2 separate regions of the Homo sapiens genome follow, and region 1 is linked to region 2. A link is an interaction called in ENCODE POLR2A ChIA-PET data of the cell type or tissue named here. Cell type or tissue: OCI-LY7. All regions are shown on one strand. Links, peaks and the distances in the headings refer to the core of each region. The heading gives the core; the rest is flanking DNA.

The links. Peaks named below come from ENCODE experiments on the same cell type or tissue, not always from the same donor. Only the 100,000 strongest peaks of a DNase experiment are listed, where the experiment ranks them.
Region 1: POLR2A ChIA-PET joins it to region 2 with 5 read pairs; 6 of 35 experiments call an interaction of 5 or more read pairs at or near these places.

Annotation. Positions count from the first base shown.
Region 1 is chr2:65,391,387-65,402,810 of GRCh38, reverse strand. The region is part of intron 1 of SPRED2 (sprouty related EVH1 domain containing 2); the gene reads left to right. Among named protein-coding and RNA genes, the nearest start is that of SPRED2, 36 kb to the left of the region's middle. In OCI-LY7, for the core only: no CTCF peak of the experiment used is centred there; a DNase peak (open chromatin) is centred at 8,550; H3K4me3 peaks cover 3,731 bases; H3K27ac peaks cover 4,000 bases.
Region 2 is chr2:65,273,278-65,289,575 of GRCh38, reverse strand. No RefSeq gene overlaps it. Among named protein-coding and RNA genes, the nearest start is that of ACTR2, 54 kb to the right of the region's middle. RefSeq lists an enhancer at 13,816-14,483. In OCI-LY7, for the core only: no CTCF peak of the experiment used is centred there; no DNase peak of the experiment used is centred there.

The sequences.
Region 1 (11,424 bases), core at 6,455-10,454, 110 kb before region 2:
TTAAAAATTTCTGAATTATCAGAGGATTTCTTCAGACACAGCTCTTTATGGAATTATATTAATCCAATTCAGGCAATTACATAGGTGTGAGTTTAACTTCTAGTTTGTTTTGAGATGCTGTGATTCCATATGAGCTCTGATAGGAATTCCTATGCCTTCACTATGCCTGCTTTAGGCTCTAGAGCACCCCAGGGGCTCAATCCTACCCCCTTCTCCTTTCCCTCTGCAGGCCTGCCTGGATGGAATCTAGTCCTATGACTTCACATCCCATCTGTGTGCAGATGACTCTCAGATTGATTTCTCCAGCCTGGCCATTCTCAGAACTCCAGAGTTATATCAGTATCTCCATATGGTTGTCTAACAGGCATCTAAACTTAAATATCCAAAAGAGAACTTCTCATCCCCTACAGTGGGCAGCCCGCTTACCCGGCCTTTCCTGACTTGACAGATGGCACCACCCTTCACTCAGTGATCCAGATCCCCAATAGCATTATTTTGTTTTTGGTTTTTTTTTTTTTTTTTTTTTTTTTTTGAGACAGAGTCTCACTCTGTCTCCCAGGCTGGAGTGCAGTGGCCAGATCTCAGCTCAATGAAACCTTCGCCTCCCGGGCTCAAGTGATTCTCGTGCCTCAGGCTCCCGAGTAGCTGTGATTACAGGTGCATGCCACCACGCCCAGCTAATTTTTTGTATTTTTAGTAGAGATGGGGTTTTGCCATGTTGCCCAGGCTGCTTTCAAACTCCTGGCCTCCCTGCACAGACAAGCCTGTATGAAATACCTGATCCTCCTGGTGATGAAACCTGTGTTCCTTTAGAATTACCTAAGACAAATTAACAGGTGTGTGTGTGTGTGTGTGTGTGTGTGTGTGTGTGTGCGCGCGCGCGCTAATATTCTGATCGTTTTACAATTTATAATCTGAGTAGTGTAGATGTTAGCATATAGTTAACTAAAATATTGACCAACTGTTAGTAGTAAATACTTCCTTTTTTATTTATTTATTTATTTATTTTTTGAGACAGAGTCTGGCTCTGTCGCCCAGGCTGGAGTGCAGTGGTGCGATCTTGGCTCACTGCAAGCTCCACCTCCTGGGTTCATGCCATTCTCCTGCCTCAGCCTCCCGAGTGGCTGGGACTACAGGCGCGCCCGCCACCATGCCCGGCTAATTTTTTTGTATTTTTTTAGTAGAGACGGGGTTTCACCGTGTTAGCCAGGATGGTCTCAATCTCCTGGCCTCATGATCTGCCCGCCTCAGCCTCCCAAAGTGCTGGGATTACAGGCGTGAGCCACCGCGCCTGGCCAATACCTTCTTGAGCTCTCACTACTTATAAGTCTTTGTACTTGATGCTACCAGGAAAAAAAAAATGGTATGAGACATGGCAACTAACTGTAAATCTGTTTGTAAACATTTGATATGCATGTGAGTCACCTGGGGGGGTCTTCTTGCTAAGCTGCAAGTTCCCATTCAGCAGGCTTCTGGTAAACTGAACAAGTGTATATATCTCTGCTTCCTCCCAAAACTGTAAAATGGAAATAAGGGGCTGGGCGCAGTGGCTCACACCTGTAATCTCAGCACTTTGGGAGGCTGAGGCGGGTGGATCACTTGAGGTCAGGAGTTCAAGACCAGCCTGGCCAACGTGGTGAAACCACGTCTCTACTAAGAAATAAAAAAAAAAAAAAATTGCCAGGCGTGGTGTGGTACGTCTGTAGTTCCAGCTATTCAGGAGGTAGAGGCAGAAGAATCACTTGAACCTGGGAGGCAGAGGTTGCAGTGAACCAAGATCACACCACTGCATACCAGCCTAGGCGACAGAGTGAGACTCTGTCTCAAAAAAACTAATAAAAATTTTAAAATGATGATAAGGAATAAAAACAGTATAAGCCCAGAAACTTCCCAGAGAAATACCAACCAAATCTTGTAAGATGGAAGGCCAGCGTGTGAATTTAGTAGAGCAGAGAACGCTAGAACTGAACTGCCTTCCAGGGTGGGTGGCGCAAAGCTGAAGGTGGGATAGCTGGAGTTTTTGCTGCAGAATCCTGAATTCTGGATTCCAGATTCAGGACTGAACCAGAAACAGGACGTGAAAGGACCTTCCATCAGAGCAAGAAAGGAAAAGGAGAGAGAGAACACCAAAGAATCTAGGAAATAGGGACGAACACAGAACAGAAAGGAAGGGAAGAACCCCCATACCCCAGCCCACACACTGAGGCCCTGAGCACAGTCGGCCTAGATGGAACATGGGGCCACCACTAAAGACCTTACTCATGTAACCAAATGCCACCTGTACCCCAGTAACCTATGAGGATAAAAAAGATGGGGGATGAGGGCCAACGGTCCCAGAAGGGATGGCATCAAGCAAAAATGCTTTTGATCCTATTGAGAGAATAGTTTTTCAGTTTCTCTGACAACTTGTTTTTTTCTGGCCCTATTTGTGGATGAAACAATAATTCACACATAGAAAACTAAGCAAAAGTAAACAGGGAGGCAATATTTAATATAGGAATAAAGCAGAAAGTTATAAGAAAGAAAATATAACCATGGACTATTCCAGGGTTGGCCCTGAATATTTATATAATCATAAGTTTTATCACCAAATCTTGACTTAGTTAAAAGTGTCATATAACTATTTAAGAAGGATTGAGGGGGAGGATTGTGGAGGGACCAGAATAATATAAGAGCTAAACCTCAGAAAACTAATAGGTAATCACTGAATTTGATGTCAGAAGGATTGAGTATCAGTAACTTCATTGGAGAAGAGTTTATACCTGTGTATACCCTGCAGTGCTGAGACTAGCTCAGGTACTTTGTTGGGGGTTTTTGTTTTTTTGTTTTTTAATTTTTATATTTCAATAGGTTTTGGGGGAACAGGTGGTGTTTGGTTACATGAATAAGTTCTTTAGTGGTATTTTCTGAGATTTTGGTACACCCATCACCTGAGCAATATACAGTGTACCCAATGTGTAATCTTTTATCCTTTGCCATCCCCACCCTTTCCCCCAAGTCCCCAAAGTCCAATGTATGATTCTTATGCCTTTGTGTCCTCATAGCTTAGCTCCCACATATGAGTGAGAATATATGATGTTTGGTTTTCCATTCCTGAGTTACTTCACTTAGAATAATAGTTTCCAGTTAAGGCCAGGCGCAGTGGCTCACGCCTGTAATCCCAGCACTTTGGGAGGCCGAGGCAGGCAGATCACAAACTCAGGAGTTCGAGACCAGCCTCGCCAACATGGTGAAACCCCGTCTCTACTAAAAATACAAAAATTAGCCAGGCGTGGTGGCGTGCACCTGTAGTTCCAGCTACTAGGGAGGCTGAGGCAGAAGAATCACTTGAACCCGGGAGGCAGAGGTTGCAGTGAGCTGAGATCGCACCACTGCACTCCAGCCTGGGCGACAGAGAGATTCCCTCTCAAAAAAAAAAAAAAAAAAAGAATAATAGTTTCCAGTTCTATCCAGGTTGCTGCAAATGCCATTATTTTGTTCGTTTTTATGACTGAGTAGTAGTATTCCATGGTGTATATATATACACCTTTTTTTTTTTTTTGAGACAGATTTTCGCTCTTGTTGACCAGGCTGGAGTGCAATGGCGTGATCTCGGCTCACCGCAACCTCTGCCTCCAGCTTCAAGCGATTCTCCTACCTCAGCCTCCCAAGTAGCTGGGACTACAGGCGCCCGCCACCACACCCGGCTTATTTTTTAAGAGAGACAGGGTTTCACCGTGTTAGCCAGGATGGTCTCGATCTCCTGACCTCGTGATCCGCCCACCTTGGCCTCACAAAATGCTGGGATTACAGGCATGAGCCACCGCGCCCAGCTATACCACATTTTCTCTATCCACTTGTTGGTTGATAGGCATTTGGGGTGGTTCCATATTTTTGCAGTTGCGCATTGTGCTTCTATAAACATGAATGTGAAAGTATCTTCTTCATATAATGACTTCTTTTCCCAGTAGTGGGATTGCTGGACCAAATGGCAGTTCTGCTTTTAGTTCTTTAAGGAATCTCCACACTGTTTTCCATAGTGGTTGTATTAGTTTACATTCCCACCAACAGTGTAAAAGTGTTCCCTTTTCAGCACATCCACACCAACATCTATTATTTTTGGATCTTTTGATTATGGCCATTCTTGCAGGAGTGAGGTGGTATCTCATTGTGGTTTTGATTTGCATTGCCCTGATAATTAGTGATGTTGAGTATTTCTCCATATGCTTGTTGGCCATTTGTATATCTTCTTTTGAGAATTGTTCATTCACGTCCTTAGCCCACTTTTTGATGGGATTTTTTTTTTCTCGCTGAGTTCTTATAGATTCTGGATATTAGTCCTCTGTTGGATGTATAGATTGTGAAGATTTTCTCCCACTCTGCGGGTTGTCTGCTAACTGTGCTGATTGTTTCTTTTGCTGTGCAGAAGCTTTTTAAGTTTAAGTCCCATATATCTTTGTTTTTGTTGCATTTGCTTTGGGGTTCTTGGTCATGAAGTCTTTGCCTAAGCCAATGTCTAGAAGGGTTTTTCCAACGTTATCTTCTAAAATCTTTTTGGTTTCAAGCCTTAGATTTAAGTCTTTGGTCCATCTTGAGTTGATTTTTGTATAAGATGAGAGATGAGGATCCAGTTTCATTCTCTACATGTGGCTTGCCAATTATCCCAGTACCATTTGTTGAATAGGGTGTTCTTTTTCTGCTTTAAGTTTTTGTTTGCTTTGTCAAAGATCAGTTGTCTGCAAGTATTTGGTTTTATTTCTTGGTTCTCTATTCTGTTCCATTGGTCTATGTGCCTATTTTTATACCACTACCATGCTGTTTGGGTGACTATGGCCTTACAGTATAGTTTGGAATCAGGTAATAGGTTGCCTCCAGATTTGTTCTTTTTGCTTAGTCTTGCTTAGGCTATGCAGGCTCTTTTTTGATTGCATGTGAATTTTAGGATTTTTTTTTCTAGTTCTGTGAAGAATAATGGTGGTATTTTGATGGGAATTGCATTGAATTTGTAGATTGCTTTTGGCAGTATGGTCATTTTCACAATATCGATTCTACTCATCCATGTAGCTCAGGTACTTTGGAGTGGGGGATATGTCTAAAGGAGTCTAGCTAAGATGAGGCTCCTGTCTTCAGGAAGTGGGCAATCTATTTAGAAAGGCCTGGGTCTGTGGATTATACATATGTTACCTTGTATTGTGAGTAAAGGGCAAAAAAAAAAAAAAAAAGTGATGCTAGAAACAGATTGTAGAAATGTGAAGGGTCAGGTTGGGACATTCTGCCCACAGCTGGGCAGGGTTGGACCTAGTGATGGACCAAGAAATTATCTTGGTTTAGGTAGTTGTGAAAAGCTTGACAGAAGAGAAAGGAATTGAGCTTTGCTTTGAGTGATTAGTAGGGTTTAGGTAAAAAGGAAAAAGAGAGACATGTCATAAGCCACAACCCATTCTGGTTGCCAGTGAGAAAAGTTAACCCTGCTCATTTGTTCAGGATGGGGGCGGTGAGGGCTGGGTTTATTACTTGGCGCTGTCTGTGGCTAACTTGTGACAGGCCTGAGTCATTTTCAGGGTACTCAGGAGTAAATACTGTGATAGGGGTCTCAGAGGCCAGGCCATGCAGATGCATAAGCCTGGTGCCAAGATGTAGTGTGTATCTGTTTCTTTATCAAAATTTTTCTACTTTGGTATTTCATTCAAAACAAGGAGAGAAAAGTCAAATCTTTTTCCTTTTCCCTTTTCTGATGGCTATGACTGAATTTTTTTTTTTCATGAACGATTCTTGTGTTCTTATTTAAAAGAAGAATTTGGCATATGGCAGACCTCCTCAAGCTATCTTTAGTTGGTTGTGGGGTGTAAGTGATTAAGAATGCAGCTGTACTTGCTACCAGCACATGCTTTTAAGGAGATTGCTAAGCAGACAGGCCTGGTTAGAAGTTTAGAATAGCCTCTTGGAAACAAAGATCTAATTTTTCAAGTGCATGGTATACAAGAGTCCCTCCCTTCAGGACTGAAGCACTGAGGGCTGTTTGCATCAGAGCAGGGTGACTTATTTGTTTAAAATGGCAACACCCTTGGCTCTGGGGAGGCGGCCATGCTTCACTTGGAGGAGACAGGGGAAGCTGGCTTCACTTCACTTTGTATAGTTTGGCTTCACTGCTCCTTTGGAATAAAAAAATTCTTTACTTCTCTAGTATGTCCCAGGACAAACCCATCTCTGTCCTGTTGCTCAGTTATACTACAGTGCTGGTTCCGTAGTCTTCAAAGCTTGGAACTCCCTCTTGCCTTTGCTCCAAAAATTTGTTCTTTCACTCAGCAAATATTTACCAAGTTTCTGCTATATGCAGGACCGTGTGGAGAACTCAAAGATGAATCAGACGTGGGGCCTGTCCACAAATGTTGTCAGTCAAGTGTAGGACATAGGGCAAGCACACGGGAGCTTTTGCTGTTGTGTCCAAGAATAGCATGATGCGCCGTAGGTATTTGGTGGGGGAAGGAAATTAGTGGGTGGGTTTCAAGTAAACCCACATGGAGAAGGTGACATTTGAGTTGAGCCTTGAAGGACAGGTTTATCTGTGCAGAGAGGGAAGTTTTAGGCAGAGATATAGCACAAAAGTTAGAAAACAAAACCAAAACAGGTGGAAGAGAGGAAGAGTAATCAACCTTTAACTGCGTTGCCATGCCCTTGACTGAGGCCTCACCCACATTATCCCATCTAATCCTCCTCATAAGAAAACTTTTTTCCTCATAAGAAAACTAAGGCCTGCAGCATTAAAATAACTTGCCCGAGAAGGCTCATAAGTGGTTAGAGTGGAGATTTGAACCCAAGACAGTTCAATTCCAGATTTGAACTGAGCAGGCTTTAGCCAGAGCAAAAGATATTTGAAGAGAAAAAGGAGTAATTTGAAGAGATAAAGTTTAGGAAAAAAAAGTGACTTGAGGCAGATGGAAAAAAGGACCCTGAGTCCTGAGCTAATTACTCTGTAAGCAGCAGGGAGCAATTGAAGGTTTTTAATGGAGTGTGACGTGGCCACAGCAGGACTTCCAGCAGTAACTGCAAAAATATTTGATATTTGAGTTCATTACTGTGTGCTGGACACTATCCCAGGTGCCCGATACCCCTAACCTGTTTTAATTCTCATAACTGCCCTATGAGATAGGTGCTGTTGATGCCCACTTCTACCCATAAGGAAACCGAGTACACATTTAGAGACCTTAAATGACTTTTTAGAAGTGGATCGAATATGATGTGCAAGATGAATTGAGGTCAGAGGCAGAGGTAAGTCAAGACACTACAGGAAGCCATGAGAGACAGGTGATGCGGGGTGTGGTAGAAAGGAATGGATGAGTGTGAGGGAGTTGGGGTTCAGCTGAATGGATGAGTGTGAGGGAGGTGGGGTTCAGTTGGGGCAGAGGCTTCTAACTTCCACTGCGTAGGGTACTGCCGTGGTGAGAACCCTGGAGAGAAGGGGAAGGGGGAAAGTCCTCTTCTTTTTCAACCCCACACACAGACTTGAAGGTCAGGTTGGGACACTCTGCCCATTCAGCTGGGGCTGAAGACAGGTATCAGGGCTGGACCTAGTGATAGACAAAATCCGTGGAGGGTTAACGTTGGTAAGGGAAGAGTGTGTGGAGGCCAGGAGCCGGGGCCACGGAGCGAGAAGTGCTGGAGATCGTGGAACACTTAGATCCGAGGCCCAGTGGAATGACAGGGGTCAGGCAGGGACACGGGGATGAACAGTCAGTGGGCTGGATACCTCGGGCGGAGTTACCTTGGGTGATGGAGAGGTACACCCAAGGTTACTGGGGATGGCAAATCCTGGCCACCGGATATCTCTTGTACCCTTGCTACTAGAATCAACCCCAACCCACAGCAGTCTTCTATTTTCCTCGGTCAGAAAATAGATAAAAATCACTACAATTAGCATACATTTGCCTAAGAAAAAGACAGAAGTAGCATAATGTGAAAATGCAGTTGTTGTTGTTTTATTTTCTCTTCATATAAAAATGAAAAAGCCTTTTAGCCAGCACTTGAATATCTAGTCCTTTGCATTCAACCCTCCCTGCGCCTCACTGTGATCGGAAGCGGACTTCAGTGTCCCGGGAAATAGAAATAGTAAGCAAAACCCCTCATGGCTCCTAGCAATCTTCGTACCGTAGCAGAAAAGCAAGGAGGCCTGGGACTGAGGTGCACACACAGGGGACAAAGCCCTGTCCTGATGGGTGTTTGTAAGCACCAGGGAGGGGGCAGGGCACGTGTTTGTTCTTCTCTAAGTTCCAGTGGTCCGATGAATGTTGGATCTAGCGTCTGTGAAACCTGTTGTCATAAAGTATGTGTTCCTCAGTTAGATTTGACCCAGAGGCCTTTCTCATTCTCAGTTTTTGTGTTCATTGAGGCTGCTTTTAAATGGAAGGTCCATTAAGCCCTTGTTCCTGTCCATTCACAGCTGCCTCTATCCGAGTGGTCTGTGCAGGGCGCCAGCAGCCACCCTGATGGAGGGCAGGTCTCTAAAAGCAGCATCCTTTGCCAGGCACCTGAGAATTTTAAAGTGAGGATGCATCTGTGGCATCATCTTCCTAAACCAAATGATGTGTAATTGCATAGTTGTTGAACTGTGTGGTTGGTCTATTTCTAGCAGAGTAGCTACCTGAGAGGAAATGAGAATTTAAATTGTTTGCTGGACTTTAAAAAATTTACATATGAGGGAGACATCTCATCCAGAGATGCACTGGGCACAGGGAAAGCTTTTTTTTTCAAGTAGCAGCTGCTATTCATTGAAATGTTACAATTTTCCTGCCTTAGTATTTCACACGTCCTTATACTCCTCATAACATTTTTTGCTTGTGTAGTTTTAGCCCCATTTCAGAAATGAGGAACCCAGGTTCAGAAGGTTTAGAAGCTTGCTCAAGACCCCCCAGCTATTAGGTGCCAGAGCTGCAACTGGAATGCAGCTTTGACTCCATTGTGGGTTTCTGTTCCATTATCAAGAGTAGCCTGACAGTTGGCAATAACAATGACTGAATGAATGAATAAATGAATTCTCCAAAGAAAATAGTTCATGTTTCCCTAGTATGAGGGAATACTTGAGATAGTTGTTTTGAGAAGGGGGCCACAGACCAGGAGACACCAATAAGTCTTTCTCATTTCTGGTAAATCGCTTTATAATGACCGTTATTATAAAGTGTAAAAACAACAACAACAAAAAATAATAGGCGCAGTGGTTCACACCTATAATCCTAGCACTTTGGGAGGCAGAGGCGGGCGGATCATTTGAGGTCAGGAGTTCGAGACCAGCCTGGCCAACATGATGAAACCCTGTCTCTACTAAAAACACAAAAATTAGCCGGGCGGTAGTGGCACGTGCCTGTGTAGTCACAGCTACTCGGGAGGCTGAGGCAGGAGAATCACTTGAACCCGGGAGGTGAAGGTTGCAGTGAGCCGAGATTGTGCCACTGCACTCCAGCCTGGGAGACAGAGCCAGACTCCATCTCAAAAAAAAGAAAAAAAAAAAAAAGCCTTATGATTAATCACTAAACAGGTATTGCATAAAATAGCAATTTTCAGCTCTGGATTTTGGGGAAGGGAGTAGAGGCTGGAAATGTAGGTGGAGAGTCAGGCTGGGGAGAGATGCCACATTCGCAACATTGGGTTTTTTACAATAGTACTGCATCTATCTCTGTGCAGGAGTCTAAAAGTGGTTGGAAGCTACATTTAGGATTATTTAAAATAACATACTGCCTTATTTTTATCTCTGTAGCAACAACTTTTTGTAAGAAAAATAGCTAGTTCCATGATCTTTTGCCTTTTGAAAAGGAGAGATCTATTTTAAACTCTTTGCAGGCTCCTCGAAGTTCCTTTTCTTGCTGTTGAGTAGCAGGTAGAATCTCTAGTTCATGGAGGTCTGACGGATCCATGGTCCCGTGCTGGTCCATGTGCTGCCCTCTGCTTCCGTCCCTCATCCTTGCCACTCTCAACAGTCTTCCCCGACAACCCTTAGGAAGACAAGGGCTTGGAGGAGGGGGAGGACTGAGTGTCCCTGGCATGTTCTGATTAATCCTATTCATTGTCAAGTACAGCTTTTTAATGAACTGATTCATTACTGAGAGTAGGTCTCATGCAAATCCCTAGTTTGTATCCTGTGGATTTAATTTCTAACAATTTCCTCATTTCAACACAACTCCATTGTACCATGGGCTTTGTGATTTTGTTCTAATATAGAGCTTGACCTCACATTTTAAGACTATAAGATGAATACTAAAAAAACGAAATCCTTAAAATAAAAAATAAACTAGAAGAACATGTAGGTGGATATTCAACTCCTCTCTAAAGGAAGAAGGGTTGTCCACACATAAAAGTTTTGGAAGAGACTGGGTTTAGTGGCTCACGCCTGTAATCTTAGCACTTTGGGAGGCTGAGGTAGGAGGATCACTTGAGCCCAAGAGTTCGAGACCAGCCTGGGCAACATAATGATACCCTGTCTCTACAAAAATTAAAATTAGCCAGGCATGGTAATGCACACCTGTTGTCACCTGTGGTTGGGAGGCTGAGTGGGAGGATCGCTTGAGCCCAGAAGGTTGAGGCTTCAGGGAGCCATGATTGCACCACTGCACTCCAGTGTAGGTGACAGAGCAAGACCCTGTCTCCAAAAAAAAAAAAAAAAAAAAAGAAATTCTGGAAGAAATGACAGAGGAAATCACTGATAAATTTCGAAACATAAGTTTGTGCAATATCAGAGACAAATTTAACAAATATGTAAAATTTGCCTCCATTATGAGTTAATATAAAACTATGAAGAGTTCAGGAGATTATAAAAAGAGACAAAGACAACCAGGAGAAAACAGATAACTTAATACTTTTTAAAAAAACACCAGGCTAACAAAAAAGAAATATATAGTTGACTAAATAAATATAGCACAATATATTTAACCCTACAAATTTCAACTAATGCAATGAAAACATAATAGCAGCTTTTCAACTGTTATTATTACCAGAAAGAAAAATATTTTAAAATGCTATTGTGGTTTTGGTGAGGGAACATTTTTCATGCCCTGTTGTTTGAGAGTAGAATTCAGTGCACCCTTTCTGGAAAGCAGTTTGGTAACCTGTAATACTTCTTTTAAAAAAAAATTCATCCTCTTGTCTAAAAATTTCTCCTCTAGAAACTTAAAGATAATAGTCAAGTGAAAACACATTTATGGGCAGTGTTTAAAGTTTTGTGAGTGAAACTGTTGATAAGAACCTATTACAATGGTTAAGCCACCTGGAACATTCTATTGATATATTATGCAGCCTTGGAAAATAGTACTTTTAAGGAATGTTAATAAGATGGGCAATACAAAACTGAATGAAAATCCAATACAGAATTCTGCCTACATAACATGATCCAAATTTTGCCTAAAGTTTGCCTAAAACGTGCATAGCAAAAGAATTTCGGGAACTACACCAGAATGTTAG
Region 2 (16,298 bases), core at 6,357-10,356:
GCCCAGGCTAGAGTGCAGTGATGCAATCTCGGCTCACTGCAACCTCTGCCTCCCGGACTCAAGCGTTCAAGTGATTCTCCTGCCTCAGCCTCCCTAGTAGCTGCGACTACAGGCGTCCACCACCACACCCAGGTGATTTTTTGTATTTTTAGTAGAGACAGGGTTTTACCGTGTTGGCCAGGCGGGTCTCGAACTCCTGACCTCAAGTGATCCACCCACCTCGGCCTCCCAAAATGCTGGGATTATAGGCGTGAGCCACCGTGCCCAGCCCACAGTCAATAATAAATTAATTGTACATTTTAAAATAACTTAAAGAGTGTAACTGGATTGTTTGTAACTCAAAGGATGAATGCTTGAAGGGATGGATACCCCATTCTCTATGATGTGCTTATTTCACATTGCACGCCTGTGTCAAAACATCTCAGGCCAGGCGCCGTGGTTCACACCTGCAATCCAAGCACTTTGGGAGAGTCCAAGGTGGGCGCATCACCACAGCTCAGGAGTTTGAGACCAGCCTGGCTAACATGGCAAAGCCCCATTTCCACAAAAAAAACAAACAAACAAAAAAAAAATTAACCGGGCACAGTGGCATGAACCTGTTAATCCCAGCTACTCAGGAGACTGAGGCAGGAGAATTGCTTGAGCCCAGGAGGTGGAGGTTGCAGTGAGCTGAGATCGTGCCACTGCACTCCAGCCACTGCCCTCAGTGACGGAGTGAAACCTTGCCTCAAAAAAAGACAAAAAAAAAAAAAAAAAAAACCTATGACATCCTTGCATTTCATGAGTCTGCTCTTTTATATTTGGCTCAAGATTTGTTTAAATAAATCTCAAATCTGTTTCTTATTTTCAGTTGGTTTCATTGTACAGTAAACTCCCTACTGTACTGAAATTCTTTTCAGTAAAATTTATAATCAGAAATGCTCAATACATAGAGCAAGCAACCAGCACAGTATGAGTAAATTAATCATTTCGGGGCAAGACGTTTCTTCCATTTAAGTTTCTCTCTATAGGCCAGGCGCAGCGGCCCGCGCCTGTAATCCCAGCTCTTTGGGAGGCTGAAGGGGGTGGATCACTTGAGGTCAGGAGTTCGAGACCAGCCTGGCCAACATGGTGAAACCTCGTCTCTACTAAAAATATAAAATTAGCTGGGTGTGGTGGTGCAGGCCTGTATGTAATCCCAGCTACTAGGGAGGCTGAGGCAGGAGAATCGTTTGAACCTGGGAGGCAGAGGTTGAAATGAGCTGGGATCACGCCACTGCACTCCAGCCTGGGCGACAGAATGAGAGTCCATCTCAAAAAAAAAAAGTTTCTCTCTATGGAATGGTCTTCTAAATTACTGGGCTTTTCAAGTAACTCCTTTCAAGTTATTTTCAGGATCATTGTGTTCTAATTATTGATGATTTACATTTGTAGTGAGTTTAGGCTAGGGGAACATCTGAAAGTCATGTGGGGCATGAGAGTTCTTTGTTGTCTGGGACTCTCCGACACATTGCAGGACATCTAGCTTCCTCCCCATCCCCAAATGCCAACGGCAGAGTCAACAAAAAAAGCACACCTGCCAATTTTCAAAACACCCCCTTTGGGCCACCACAGCTCTTGCTAAGTGCTTCAAGCTTACGTGACCACACCCCAGATGTGGAGGCTGCCCCCCAAGACCACATTGCCAAGGCGCTCACTTTGGGTGGACACAGACTCTTTGAGCGGATGCAGACTCGTTCCCTCCCAAGGGATGGCAAATGGGGCACAATATAGGTATTTCTATTATCTCCTCTACTATTATTTCTACTACTTCTAACTTCTATGCAATTTTGATTTGCCATAAATCACTTAATGAAGTCCTCAATGTATGGTATTAGCAAGCAAAATAGGTAAGGTTTGTTGAGTTCCCTGCGTGTCAGACCCTGGGTGTTGGGTCTATTATTTCATTCAAATCTCACAATAACCCTATGAGGTAGATACTATTATTAGCCCCCATTTTATAGATGAGAAGACTGAGGCGAGAAGACAGAGAGGAGAATTTAGGGAAGTTGTCCAAAATGGGCCAAATAGTGAGCGGCAGAATCAGGATTTGAACCCACGCTCCTACTCTACTTGCCATATTGCTTCCCCAGAACTGGCTTCTTTGGATTAAATTTAAGGAAAAGATGTAAATGGTAGCAAAACATATTTTATAAAAATTTTATTTATACCCAAAGTTTATCTGAACTCAGTATACATTCAGCACAGTCCCCATACCACCTGTCCTACAGCCCGGTGTATTTGGAGAGGATGGAGTGGAGGAAGGGTTGTTTGGAATCTTGCCTTTGAGGCCCTGAAAGATACCCCATTATGAAAGAAATACTGAGCTAAATTTACCAAACCCAAAATGGCAAATCGGTTTCATTTCCAGTGTCAGCTTTGACTGATTGGTCATGGCTGCCTAGAGGTGAGATGGATTTTTATGGCAAGTTGGAGGTCAGTGTCTTCATCAATTAGTAATGTCTGCCCTGTCAAGGGAAGAGAGCATGTGGTGGCCCCCATGTTATGAATTTATTGTCCCTGCTTCCCTAGACAGGAGGTTGGAATTTTACACATTAGGAAAGATTTCAAAAATAGAAATAAAAATGAAAAGGAATTTTTGGTGGCAAATTAGTAAATACTAAATTCATCAGAAAACTTAGCTCCTCTGAATATCCTTCTCATGTAGTCATAGAAACTTTAAGGTAGGAAGGACCTTCAAGATTATTTAAACTTTTTCACTTTAGAAGAGTTTTCAAAAATAGGAATAGAAACAAAAAGGAATTTCTGGTGGTGAATTCTAAGTTCATCAGAAAACTCAGTTCCTCAGAATATTCCATTCATGGATTCATAGAAACTTAAATCTAGCAAGGTTATTTAAGATTATTTAGGTCTGTGGTTCTCACATTTGGTTAAGATCAGAATCCTCTGGGGGAATTTTTGAAAAATTCTGATACCTGTGTTCTGATTCAAGTGGTCTGGGGATGGGTCCAGGAATTAGAATGTTTCAAAAAATTTCCCTAATGATTCTAATGCACAGCCCAGATGGAGAACTACAGATCTGGTCAAAACCCCTCATTTTACAGATGAGAAAATGGAGACTTAGAGAAGATTGGTGGTTTTCCCAGGGACACACAGTGAATCGGCAGCAAGGCAGATTCTGCCTCACATCCCTTGCTTTTGGTCAGGGGATGGGGTGAAGCCCTGAGACCTTGATTTTGCAAAGAGCTCTAGGGCACGGGCAGTCTCATAGTCTGTGTCTCCTTGGCTATTTTCCTCACAGCTGACTCTCAAGCTGCACATGAAGACGCCTTTCAAGATGACACTTTTGTTGCTGCCTCCAGCCCCTGCTCCTGCCATTTCCAAAGAGGCCCTCTGTTGCATATCTTGTTTCTCATGCCTCCTGCCATAGGTTACATTGTATGATTCGCTTATCTTTGATGTCCCTTCATGGCACTAGAAACAATAGTAAGAGATCAACAAACCACTGTCCTCAATTTTGGAGTTTAAAGTAACTTTAAAAGTACAAAGTTGGGGTGCAGTGGTGTTACCTGAGTCCCAACAACTTGAGAGGCTGAGGCAGGAGGATTGCCTGAGGCCAGGAATTCAGGGCTGCAGTGAGCTATGATGGCACCTGTGACTAGCCACTGCACTCCAGCCTGGGCAATATAGCAAGATCCCATCTCTATTTTTAAAAAGCACAAAGTTAAAGTAACTTTAAAAAGCAGAGGAGAAGGCCCAGATCGGTGGCTCACACCTGTAATCCCAGCACTTTGGGAGGCCAAGGCAGGTGTATCGCTTGAGGTTAGAGACCAGCCTGGCCAACATGGTGAAATTCCATCTCTACTAAAAATATCAAAATTAGCCAGGCATGGTGACAGGTGCCTGTAACCCCAGCTACTCAGGAGAATCGCTTAAACTGAGGAGGCAGAAGTTGCAGTGAGCCGAGATCACGCCACTGCACTCCAGCCTGGGCAACAGAGTGAGACTCCATCTCAAAAAAAAAAAAAAAAAAAGCAAAGGAGAATGAGAAGCACACTCACATTGTAGAATGTCTCCTGTGAGTCAAGTATCTTACATGTTTACTTATATTTCCAACACTGGGAGGAAATATTATTATTATCCCATTTCACAGAAAAGGAACGGTGGCTCTGAGAAGTTAGAGAATTCGTCCAGGTCGCACAGCTAGAGAATGGCTGAGTGAGGACTGTTTGAGCTGGTTCTCACTACAGTCCTCTGTAGCCTCCATTAATATGGTATGTCCCATTCCCTTAAAAGACAAGAGTATATGGCTGGGCACGGTGGCTCACACCTGTAATCCCATCGCTTTGGGAGGCCAAGGCAGGTGGATTGCCTGAGGTCAGGAGTTTGAGACCAGCCTGGCCAACATGGTGAAACTCCGTCTCTACTAAAAATACAAAAATTAGCTGGGCGTGGTTGTGCACACCTGTAATCTCAGCTATTTAGGAGGCTGAGGCAGGAGAATCGCTTGAACCAGGGAGGCAGAAGTTGCAGGGAGCTGAGATGGTGCCACTACACTCCAGCCTGAGTGACAGGGCGAGACTCCATCTCAAAAAACATACAAACAAACAAACAAAAAAACAAGAGTTTATCACCCCACAGCTTGCTTATGAATTGCAAGGACGAAAATATGGTAACTCGGCAATGAAGAAACGTGACCACACATTGACCAGGTGACTAAAATGAGCATTAACAGATGGACATTGCTCAACATCACCATCCAGTTTTGTGGCCAGAGCTACCTAACCTGAGCCTAATCACAAGAAAACATCAGAGGAACCCAAATTGTGCTATGAAATAGTTGGCATCTCTTCTTCAAACATTTCACTGTCATAAAAGACAAAGAAAGGCTGAGGAACTGTTCCAGAGTGACAAAAACAAAAGGAATATACCTAAATGTATGTGATGCCGGATTTGATTCTGCAAAGGATAGGGAAACTGCTTTGAGGCCCTAATGGGACGATTGACAAAAGTGGAATATGGAGTGTAGAACATAAAAAAATTGCATCCATGTTAAATTTGCCGAATTTGGTAACTGTGGTTATGTAAGTGAATATCCTTGTTCTTAGGAAATATACACTGAGGTATTAAAAGGTAACAGGGCATGATGTCTCAAGCTACTCTCAAATGGTTCAGAAAAAACTAAATATTGTTTCAATTTTTTTTTTTTTTTTGAGACGGAGTCTCGCTCTGTTGCCCAGGCTGGAGTGCAGTGGCGCGATCTCGGCTCACTGCAACCTCTGCCTCGTGGGTTCACGCCATTCTCCTGTCTCAGCCTCCTGAGTAGCTGGGCCTACAGGTGCCCGCCACCACACCTGGCTAATTTTTGTATCTTTAGTAGAGATGGGGTTTCACCGTGTTAGCCAGGATGGTCTCGATCTCCTGACCTTGTGATCAACCTGCCTCGACCTCCCAAAGTGCTGGGATTACAGGCGTGAGCCACCGCGCCTGGCTGCTTCAATATTTTTTACAGCAACCCTCAAATAGCTAAGCCCATATCAGGTAATGGATTTAAAATATTTGTTGATTATTTAATTTTTAATTAATTTTTTTTTTTTACTCAGTCTATGTCACTCTGGCTGGAGTGCAGTGTCGTGATCTCGGCTCACTGCAGCCTCCACCTCCCAGGTTCAAGTGATTCTCATGCCTCAGCCTCCCTAGTAGCTGGGATTACAGATGCACACCACACCCAGCTAATTTTTGTATTTTCAGTATAGATGGGGTTTCACCATGTTGTCCAGGCTGGTCTCGAACTCCTGGACTCAAGTGACCCACCTGCTTCGGCCTCCCAAAATGCTGGGATTACAGGTTTGAGCCACGGCGCCCGCCTATTTAATCATTTTTTAATTTTTTTGGGCTTTTCCCTGCAATATACTTTTTTATTTTTCTGGCACCTTGATCTTGGACTTGTTGATTTATTAAATAATTCCACATTCTCCTGAGATCAAGGAAAATACTTTTCAGAGTGGCTTTCTTGGTGTCTAACATTTCTGCTTTATTGCAGCGAAGACACAAATAAAATCCTGATCCTTTACCAGCCCCCTCCTCACCCCACCCTCAGCTCCTCTAAGAAAGGGGAAAACCCTAGTGTGAATTTACTTTACATCATTACCATTTATAAATTCTTTCATCTTTCCTGGAAGTTTATTTGGGATTTCATTAATCTTACCGTATTCATGGGGTGCAAAAGCAAACTCGGCAGGATATAGCTGAGCACACTGTCTGCTCTTTTCACCTTCTGCTCCCATGGAAATCTTAAGTCAGAATCTCATTCCACTGGATGAAGGGACTGAACAAATAGATGGCACCTCTCTTTTGAGAAAGCTGACTTTAATTTGATAAATATTGAGCTCCTGCTACATATGGCACATAGAGCTCTTACCTTGGACATGTGAGAGAAGAAACACACTCTATATTGCTGAACTAAATGTTTTGGAACTATCCAGTGTCTTTCATTGCCAAGCACTGGCTTCCTTAAGACAGAATTGCATCCCAGCCAGATATTGTCAGGATTTACCTATATTAGTCAGGGTCTTAGCTGCAAGCAACAAACCCTACCCTGCCCTGGATGATTTAAGCAGAAATAAACTAGTAAAGAATATGTAGGAGTTCACAGAATCTCCAGGTTGCCGCAGAGTCCAGCTGGAGGACACCCAGTCATGACCAAGGCCCAACCATGCTGTGGGCCTTCAGCAGTGACTCCTACCACCTCCCCTCCTGGACATCGTCTCTGCCACTCACACCCCTGACACTGGGCACTGAATACCAAGTGCCTTGCCCAGCTCTGCTTCAAAACCCCAGGCCTGTGGTGACCCCTGGCTAGGAAACAATTCCTCTGGGTAGCTGCTTCTGGAGTGGGAGTGTCTAACGGGCAGATCTTTGCTACAAGAAAAGCTAGAAGGGTGAGTTGTGGACTTCTGCCTCAGGGAAGCAAGATTTGTAATGTAGAAAAATCCCTAATCATGGGAAGAGAATTCAAACCATGGTTGGTGGCCACAAGTCATGACCAATGTCCACTAATAACCTCCCAGTTTCTAGGTTTTCTTTGCATTCATTAGTCTAATGTATTTGTCAGTTATAGTTTTAGTCTTCTCTCTCCTCCTATCTGCTGTTGTTTGGCATTCTACAGCTTATTCTTATATTAAAAACATCGATAATCCTTGAATCTTAGTTCTAAAGCAAACCCTTGAGGAAGGGAGTGTGAGTGATGACAATTCCTAGCACCTGGAAACCTGCTGTTGACAAAGGAGGAAACAGGCAGGGCCCAGAAATGTGAAATTTCACCATAGCTACTACAGCTGTCCTACTGGCTAGGACCCAGATTTCCCAGAATGTGCTTTGCATAGTGCTAATAGGCGGTGGGCCACAGAGGGAGGGTGTGAGGAAGAGGGGAAGAGAGAGAGGAGGGGGAGGGGGAGGGGAGGTAAAAAAGTGGAGAGGGAGAGGGAGGGAGGAAGAGTGGGGGAAGAAAGAGAAAGGAAAAGGGAAAGAGGGACAGAGAGGGAGAGGGAGGGATATGGACGGAGTGAAGGAGGGGGAGAGAGAGAGAAAGGAAAGACACACACACAGAGACAGAGAAAGGGGGAGAGAGAGAGAGAGAAACAGAAAGAGATCCCTTGCTGAATAAAGTCGGCTGGGTTTTCTCCCTGCAGGACATCTCTGAGACTTTAGTATGCTGCAGGGAAGGTTTCTGCAGCATTTCTCTAACTCTTTAAACCACAAAGCACACTTGGGATATAGGGCATTTAGCTGGGACTCACAGAATACTCTTGGGGAAATATCATAGTACTCTGTGTTCTTACACGTTAGAACTCTGAAGAACACTTCAGATTTGAAACTCAGTGATTTTCATGCAAATACAAGTAATTTTTTTTTTTTTTTTCTGAGACAGAGTTTTGCTCTTGTTGCCCAGGCTGGAGTGCAGTGGTGCAACCTCAGCTCACTACAACCTCCACCTCCTGGGTTCAAGTGATTCCCCTTCCTCAGCCTCCCAAGTAGCTGGGACTACAGGCGTGCACCACCACACCCGGCTAATTTTTTGTATTTTTAGTAGAGACAGGGTTTCATCATGTTGGCCAGGCTGGTCTCGAACTCCTGACCTCAGGTGATCCGCCCACCTCGGCCTCCCAAAGTGCTGGGATTACAGGCATGAGACACCACACCTGGCCGGCCAAATACAAGTAATTTTAAATGTCACTTTTGAGGGCTACTTTATTATTTTTTTGAAACAGAATCTGGCTCTGATGCCTGGACTGGACTGCAGTGGCAGAATCTCGGCTCACGGCAACCTCCACCCCCACGACTCAAGCCATTCTCCCACCACAGCGTCCCAAGTAGCTCAGAGTACAGGCGCACAGTACAATGCCTGCTGAATTTTTGTATTTTTTGTAAAGATGGGGTTTCGCTGTCTCGCCCAGGCTGGTCTCGAACTCCTGAGCTCAAAAGATCCACACAACTCGGCATCCCAAAGTGCTGGGATTACAGGCATGAGCCACGGGCATGAGTCGAGGGCTGCTTTCTAAATTTATTTTATTTTATTTTATTTTGAGACGGACTTTCGCTCTTGTTGCCCAGGCTGGAGTGCAATGGTGCAAATCTCGGCTCACTGCAACCTCCGCCTCCTGGGTTCAAGCAATTCTCCTGACTCAGCCTCCCGAGTAGCTGGGATTACAGGCATCTGCCACCAAGCCCGGCTAACTTTGTATTTTTAGTAGAGATGGGGTTTCTCCATGTTGGTCAGGCTGGTCTCAAACTCCGGACCTCGGGTGATCTGCCCGCCTCGGCCTCCCAAAGTGCTGGGATTACAGGCGTGAGCCACTGCACCCAGTCGAGGGCTACTTTAAAAAGGGAAGGAGGGAACCGTACTCCAGTGCCTTTCCAGTTCTCTAACTTGAGAACGGAACGCCTTGGGAAGTTGCTTTACCCCATCACCGTTTGACTTAGGAAGTGCAACTTGAAATCTTTAAACAACAGAGCCCCCTTACAGGTAAGCTTTATGGTCAAATGATTGTAACTAACACAAGATAAAATAATGTTATCCAGTGAGGAAAAAAGATTTGTCTCCTAGGAAGTCAATTTAATACATACGAAATTACAAATGTGCTTATTTTGCGCAAACTGTAACATTGTCATGAACTGATATTTTTTTTTTTTTTTGAGACGGAGTCTCGCTCTGTCACCTAGGCTGGAGTGCAGTGGCGCAATCCCGGCTCACTGCAAGCTCTACCTCTCGGGTTCACGCCATTCTCCTGCCTCAGCCTCCCGAGTAGCTAGGACTACAGGCGCCCGCCACTATGCCCGGCTATTTTTGTGTATCTTTTAGTAGAGACGGGGTTTCACTGTGTTAGCCAGGATGGTCTCGATCTCCTGACCTCGTGATCAGCCCGCCTCGGCCTCCCAAAGTGCTGGGATTACAGGTGTGAGACACCGCGCCCGGCCATGAACTGATTTTTTAAAAAATCATCACCAAGTTAAACCTGACAGATCTTCTCCAAACTAATTTAACACATATACATGACAAAACCTGCAAAAAAAAATCCTTGGCTCCCACAGGAGCTGGCCCCCAAGCCCTTCACAAGAACAGCTGCACAAGGCTAACACTTCCAACTACGGCATACAATTTGGCTTAGTAATCCTTGGTGCATTTGATATTGAGATATTTAGCAGCCTACTAAAATGCCCGCCACTCCTACTTTTTAAAGGTATTTGTTTGGTTCCGTCTAAATGACCATTAAGATACTGAGAAAACCCATCTTTGAGGTTTGGGAAGCCCTGACAAATCTTTTTTATTTTAAAAACATTGAATTGTGCCAGGCGCGGTGGCTTACGCCTGTAATCCTAGCACTTTGGGAGGCTGAGGCAGGCAGATTACTGAGGTCAGGAGTTCAACACGAGCCTGGCCAACATGGTGAAACCCCGTCTCTACTAAAAATACAAAAAAAAAGTTAGCAAAAATACAAAAAAAAGGCGCAGTGGTGCGTGCCTGTAATCCCAGCTACTCGGGAGGCTGAGGCAGGAGAATCGCTTGAACCCAGGAGGCGGAGGTTGCAGTGAGCTGAGATCACATCACTGCACTCCAGCCTGGGCTACAGACCGAGACTTTGTCTCAAAATACAAACAAACGAACGAACAAAAAACTCGTTGAATTGTGAAGGTTGCCATGCAGCAACCAGTCCAGTTACTCTAAAATACTGCCTTACTCAAGAGAGGCTTTCATAGTTATCAGTATATTCACTTCTTTTAAACCACATTTTCTTAAAAAGTGAATTATTTTCCACGAGATTATCAAACTGTTGAATCTTGTCATGGGAAACTAAAGGCAAATTAGCAATGATCTTATGGTAAAACTTGCTAGATATATTTTTCCTTTTTTTTTTTTTTTGCATGTGAGACTGAGAACAGATACTATTTTAAAACAATTTATATGTCGGCCTTGATGTGTCTAAACATCCAGAAACAATAAGAGGACTCTGTTTCCAGGACTCTTTAAAACCAAGCCAGTCGCCCCACTCTTCAGTTGCTTTGTTCTTGGTATTCCCATTCCATGTGAAAACATTTAATCCAGGTCCTAACCCTCAACTATCCCATGAGTATGTGAATTACAGATTCTTGCACATCTGAAGTACTTTCTTGTGGCTTTTTGGGGTTTTGCTTTGTTTTGTTTATCCTACACAACTTCCTTCCTTCCTTCCTACACTCAGCTCCCCAGGGCTTTTAGAGATAGGCTAACCACTAATCATGTCCTCTTGCTGCAGTGGGACAGGAGACCCAGATCCAGGCTCCTCCCTCTGCTCCTGGCTCGAGGAGGATGTAAGCAATAATGGCCATCTCAAACAACACTGCTATTCACAGCATGGAGATCTGGGAAACATCCTTGAATTCAGATAGTGAAATTAGCTGCTTTTAAAGTAACACACAGCTGTTCTGCATGGAAGCGTTGTTACCGTCTCCCAGGCGGTAACTTGCATGTTTTAGCCTCTACGGTCGGCCTCCCATTAGGTGGTCCCCTCTGAAGACAGCTGGTCTGAGAGCTAGCTCATGTAGTCGCCATTCTCAGAACGTTCCCAAAACACAGGACAAGTTCTTAGCAGATGTAGGTGATTCAAATGCTTCCCCTCCCCAAGTGTTCTTCTCAAGGGCCACTTGGATTCCAGGGGCCACTGCTAACCTTAGTAACTGTCATTCTTTCCATTTCTTGCCTTCCTCTTGCAAGTGGAGAGTTTATAAACTCCACTGACTCATTTATGAAGCTCTGAGCCAAATCCGGGGCCTTGGACCACAGTGTACACCTGCTGGTCAAAAATTAAACCTACCAAGGGGAAAAAAGCCTCAACTGATCACTCCTAAAAGTGGGACAAGCTCCTCTGGATCCAAATGCCTGTAGCCAACACTCCTTTCACTCGTTCACTCCCAGAGCTTCCACTTAAGTTTCTTCATGGAAATGGTTTGCTATCAACAGAAGAGCAAGCCCTTGTGGGCACTTCATATCAAAGCACTTTTCAAATGGCACTTGGGACGCCAACCACTCCAGGCTTGGGGCACTTGACTCACTGAGTTAAATTAAGGCACACAAAGGACAAGTGCTTTTCCCAAGGCCTGTGATGAGGCGCAGGGTCAAGACAGCCTCCTAAACTGATCAAGGCTTTGAAATAGGACAGGGCTCAATGACCACCACACAGAGCCATCAATGGGTGTTGGAAAAGCAACGGTTGTATAGTCAGGAAGATGCTTGAGCCCCACTCTGGCTCTACAGCTTCTTAGCTCTGAGTCTTTGTTCTTGTTACTTTACCTCTTAAGTCTCAGTCTCCTCATCTACAAAGTGGTGATAATTCCTACTTGCATTAAGTGAGAATGCTGGCAAATGCTTAAGGTACAGTGCCTGGCACTTCACAGACACTCATAAATGGTGACCTTACAGCTTTGTCGTGTCCTCGCTGTTGTTCTCATTGCTTCCTTTTTAGCTCTCTTAATTAACGTAGGGTCTGAAGACCATGGTTGGCTCTGCCCGCAGAAAGTCAAGGAACTTTAAAAGTTCAATAAACACGTTTGAGATGCATTCTTGTTCTCCAAAAGGCAGTAAACCAAGGCAGAAAAATGCACCCCTTTTCCAAAAGGGATTTGAAACAAAGCCCTTTGGAAGCAGATGAGACTGGTAGCATGTTCCTTTGTGAGCAAGATTAGGCACAAGAATGAAGCAAGCCAGCAGTTTTCTCAAGGTATACAGTGGCACCCTGGAGAGTAAGCCCGAAGAGTCTCAAGAGTCCCCAGGCGGAAAAGCCTTTGCCTTCATTCTCTTAGGAAACTCCTAATTAAGTGAAACCTTCTGTACAAACATACCAAGATTTTTTATTAATATCATTTAGTCTGTAGCTTAATTCTTACAAAATTTCCCTGGTTTCTGATTCACATTTTTCTAAGTGCAAAAGACCCCTTCCTAAGAGTGTCACCTCAATTTCTGGAAGTGGAGCCAGGTATCTGCATTGTCACTAGCTCAAGAGAGTCTCAGGCACCCCAAAGTTTGAGAATCACTGGCCCGAGTGTTGCTAGAAATGCTCGGAGAAGGGGCGAAGGTGGGAAAAAATGGAGCACCTACGGAGACTCGGAATTCACAGTCTAAATGGAAATCGTTTACACTGATATTGTCACAAATCCAAGCTATCTGGGGTGAATGGTTTCCTGATTTTTTCTCCATAAATCAATGTGGATATTCTTGGCAAGCTCTGCTCCTCTGCAGGGTGGGCAGCTGTGAGTCAAGCTGCCTCCTCTTCTCTTGACCTTGTCTTCCTGCTTTTTGCAGATGCAATTCTTTCCCTGTCTGCCTCACAGCTAATTATTTCAGCAGACAAGCTCAGAGCCTGAAGAAAACAGGGTGTATTCTTGAAAGTAGTAACTGTACTGAAATTTAGTGGGAAAAGTTTCTCCTTTAGCCCTATCTTCTGAATAAAATCAGCTAGTGGTGTGAGCTGCCATTTGGTTTAGGTTGACAGTTAGCAAATCATGCCTTCTGAGTTTAAGGTACTCTTTAGTATTCTATTTTATCCTAACAGTTCAGGGAACTTGGGAGCAGCAAAGGTTTTTGCGATCTGGGCCAAAGTCACAAGTTTTCTAGTTTCAATGGTGGGGATGGGGGTGGAAGAACCATAAATCCAATCCTCTTTAGACTCTTAAAACATGGAATTTCATTACATAAATCATTCTCTTCACGTATTTGTTCAAAAGTGCAACAAAACAAAGCTTTCATTTAGGATATTCAAGGAAGCCTGTCTTACTGTTATTAAAGCACCTGAGGGAGGATTTGTGTTGGCTCACACCACAAATCTTAGCTTCTTTTGAATGGTATGAACAGAAAAAAAATGTTTAAGGCATAAAAGAGTTGCTATGAAATGGAAATGATGAAGATCATTTTCATGCAACACTAAGACTGGTCGGATTAACCAAAAGAAATCAACATAAAGTTGTCATACCATTTAAAAAATAGTAGCTTAAAGTCAGAAGATAGTTTTCCTCACACCACCTATACCTTGTGTTTCAAAAACACAAATGGTGAACACTGGCACTCCCCAAATCCACATTATGAACTGCATTCTGTATTAGGGGACCATGTCAGTTTTGATATCATAAGAAACATAATTATAGCAGTCATTAATGTGTGGACTGTTGGTCACCATAAACAATTCAATACTTCCACTTTTGAACAAGTTGCATCCAAAAGTTCATTTGTCAGTTGCATAGAACTTGAAATACATACATGCTCTCTAAAAGTAAAGCTACATCTGGTAGGTTGGTTTCTTGGCCTGATTATAAATCACTTTCATGTATCAAGCAGCTAAACTTGTAGCATTAGCTGTACTAGCTTGAGTTCAGGAAGCTGGAACACTGCAAGTCGGAAGCGAGGAGAAAGGAATGTTGAAATGAGCAGTTTGCTTTGGTTATTTTACCACTTCCAGCACTCAACTCTCATCTACCAAGGTGAGCTTGCCCTAAAAAGTGAGCTTGCTCTAAAAACTGAATTTCCTCAGGAACCTACCAATTTTCTCCAATGCACTCCTTAGGCCAAAGTTACAGACCTTCCTTTCACTTACATCACAAAGAGCTGCTAATCTCCCCTAGGCGTCAGTGTGAGTCTCTGGATTTCCTTTTAATACAAATGGATGTGTAAATGACTGATGGTGCTTTAACCATCCCAGAACTGGCCTTTTTAATGAAAAGGTGTTTATCATCCATTTGAACTGAAGATCCATTTGGGGGAGGTGGAGCAGAGGTCAGCACACTGGCAAAAGATGGTCTCTAAGTGGTTCCGGCTTCCCAGGGCTGCTTCCTGTGTCACTTCTGAACCCATCTGCTAAAAGCCCTAGTTTTCCCCAGGAAGAGGAGGAAAGAAGGGCATTGCAGGTGTGGGCCCAGGAGAGTGGTTCATACTTTGAAGCCTGACTGTCCTCTTAGCCCCTAAAACAGGAGTATGAGAGTTGTGGGGGAAGAGTTGGAAAACAAGCAAACCCTCAGGCTCCATTCGGTGGTCCAGAGTGGGGCTCAAGGAAGCCTGCTTTTTTTTTTTTTTTTTTTTTTTTAAGATGGAGTCTCGCTCTGTCACCCAGGCTGGAGTGCAGTGGCTGATCCCAGCTCACTGTAACCTCCACCTCCTGGGTTCAAGCCATTCTCCTGCCTCAGCCTCCTGAGTAGGAATAGTTGGAATTACAGGCGACCGCCACCATGCCCGGTTTGTACTTTTAGTAGAGACAGGGTTTTGTCGTGTTGATCAGGCTGGTCTCGAACTCCTGACCTCAGGTGATCCCCCACTGCCTTGGCCTCCCAAAGTGCTGGGATTACAGGCGTGAGCCACCGCGCCCCGCCTAAGAGCCTGCATTTTTAACAAAAGGAACATGTGATTCTGACCCCATACTGAAAAAGACATTTGAAGGACAAGTAATTTGTTTTAAAAATACAGATAATCATACTTTAGCTACATCACTTCCTGTGGGATGTTTTCATTTTAGAGACTCCTTTAGAATTCCAAGTTGTGTAAGCAGGGAACTTAGAGGTTGAATATTATCTGCTTGAATTCCACCTAAACTACTAAGTAAAAGCAAAACAAAGAGGACAGCCTCCTTAATTGATTCTTTGAATCAAGGTCCTTTAAATTGTCACCATAGTTTAGGTTCCACTCCTTCCTAATAGCTCTTAAATAAAAATTAATTAATGCCAGAAGCTTTCAAATGTAGATCTAAGTTAGCAGGGAAAAAAAAAACACATCTGGAGGTAAATTGTAGGTTTCCAATAAAGGGGTCAAATGTGTATTATCAATTTAACAACTGAGCCTCATTTAGGCCCAAATTTCTTACTCTTCAAACACTAAGTTGTCACAAAATATAAAAATATAAGAATATATACATGTAAACATAAGAAAATATGAAAATATAAGAATTAACAACTCAGGAAACCCTTAGATTTTTATATATTATTATTATTGAGATGGAGTCTCGCTCTGTTGCCCAGGCTGGAGTGCAGTGGCATGATGTTGGCTCACTGCAGCCTCTGTCTCCTGGGTTTAAGCAATTCTCCTGCCTCAGCCTCCTGAGTAGCTGGGATTACAGGTATGCGCCACCACACCTAATTTTTTGTATTTTTAGTGGAGACAGGTTTTGCTATGTTGGCCAGGCTGGTCTCAAACTCCTGACCTCAAGTGATCCGCCTGCCTCGACCTCCCAAATTGTTGGGATTACACAATGCCCAGCAAGATTTGGTTTTCTAAAGTAAAATAGATCGCTTAATTTTCTTGTGCACAGACACCTCGAAAAAAATCTCAACCCCTACAGAACATCAAGGCACTCACATAAACATACTCATTTAAAATGATCCAATTAATATTGTGGCAGACTTTTAGAATTTCCCTAATTTCTTAAAACCTCCTTTGATATTAATGCATTTGCATTCACATTTTTATGATTACATTTTCTGTTTTTTGAGATGGAGTTTCACTCTTGTTGCCCAGGCTGCAGTGCAATGGCACAATTTCGGCTCACCACAACCTCTGCCTCCCGGGTTCAAGCGATTCTCCTGCCTCAGCTTCCCAAGTAGCTGGGATTACGGACTTGTGCCACCACACCTGGCTAATCTTGTATTTTTTAATAGAGACGGGGTTTCTGCATGTCGGTCAGGCTGGTCTCGAACTCCGACCTCAGGTTACTGGCCCCCCTCAGCCTCCCAAAGTGGTGAGATTACAGGCCTGAGCCACCGTGCCCGGTCGTAATTACACTTTTATGCACAAAAAGTATAATTTTAAA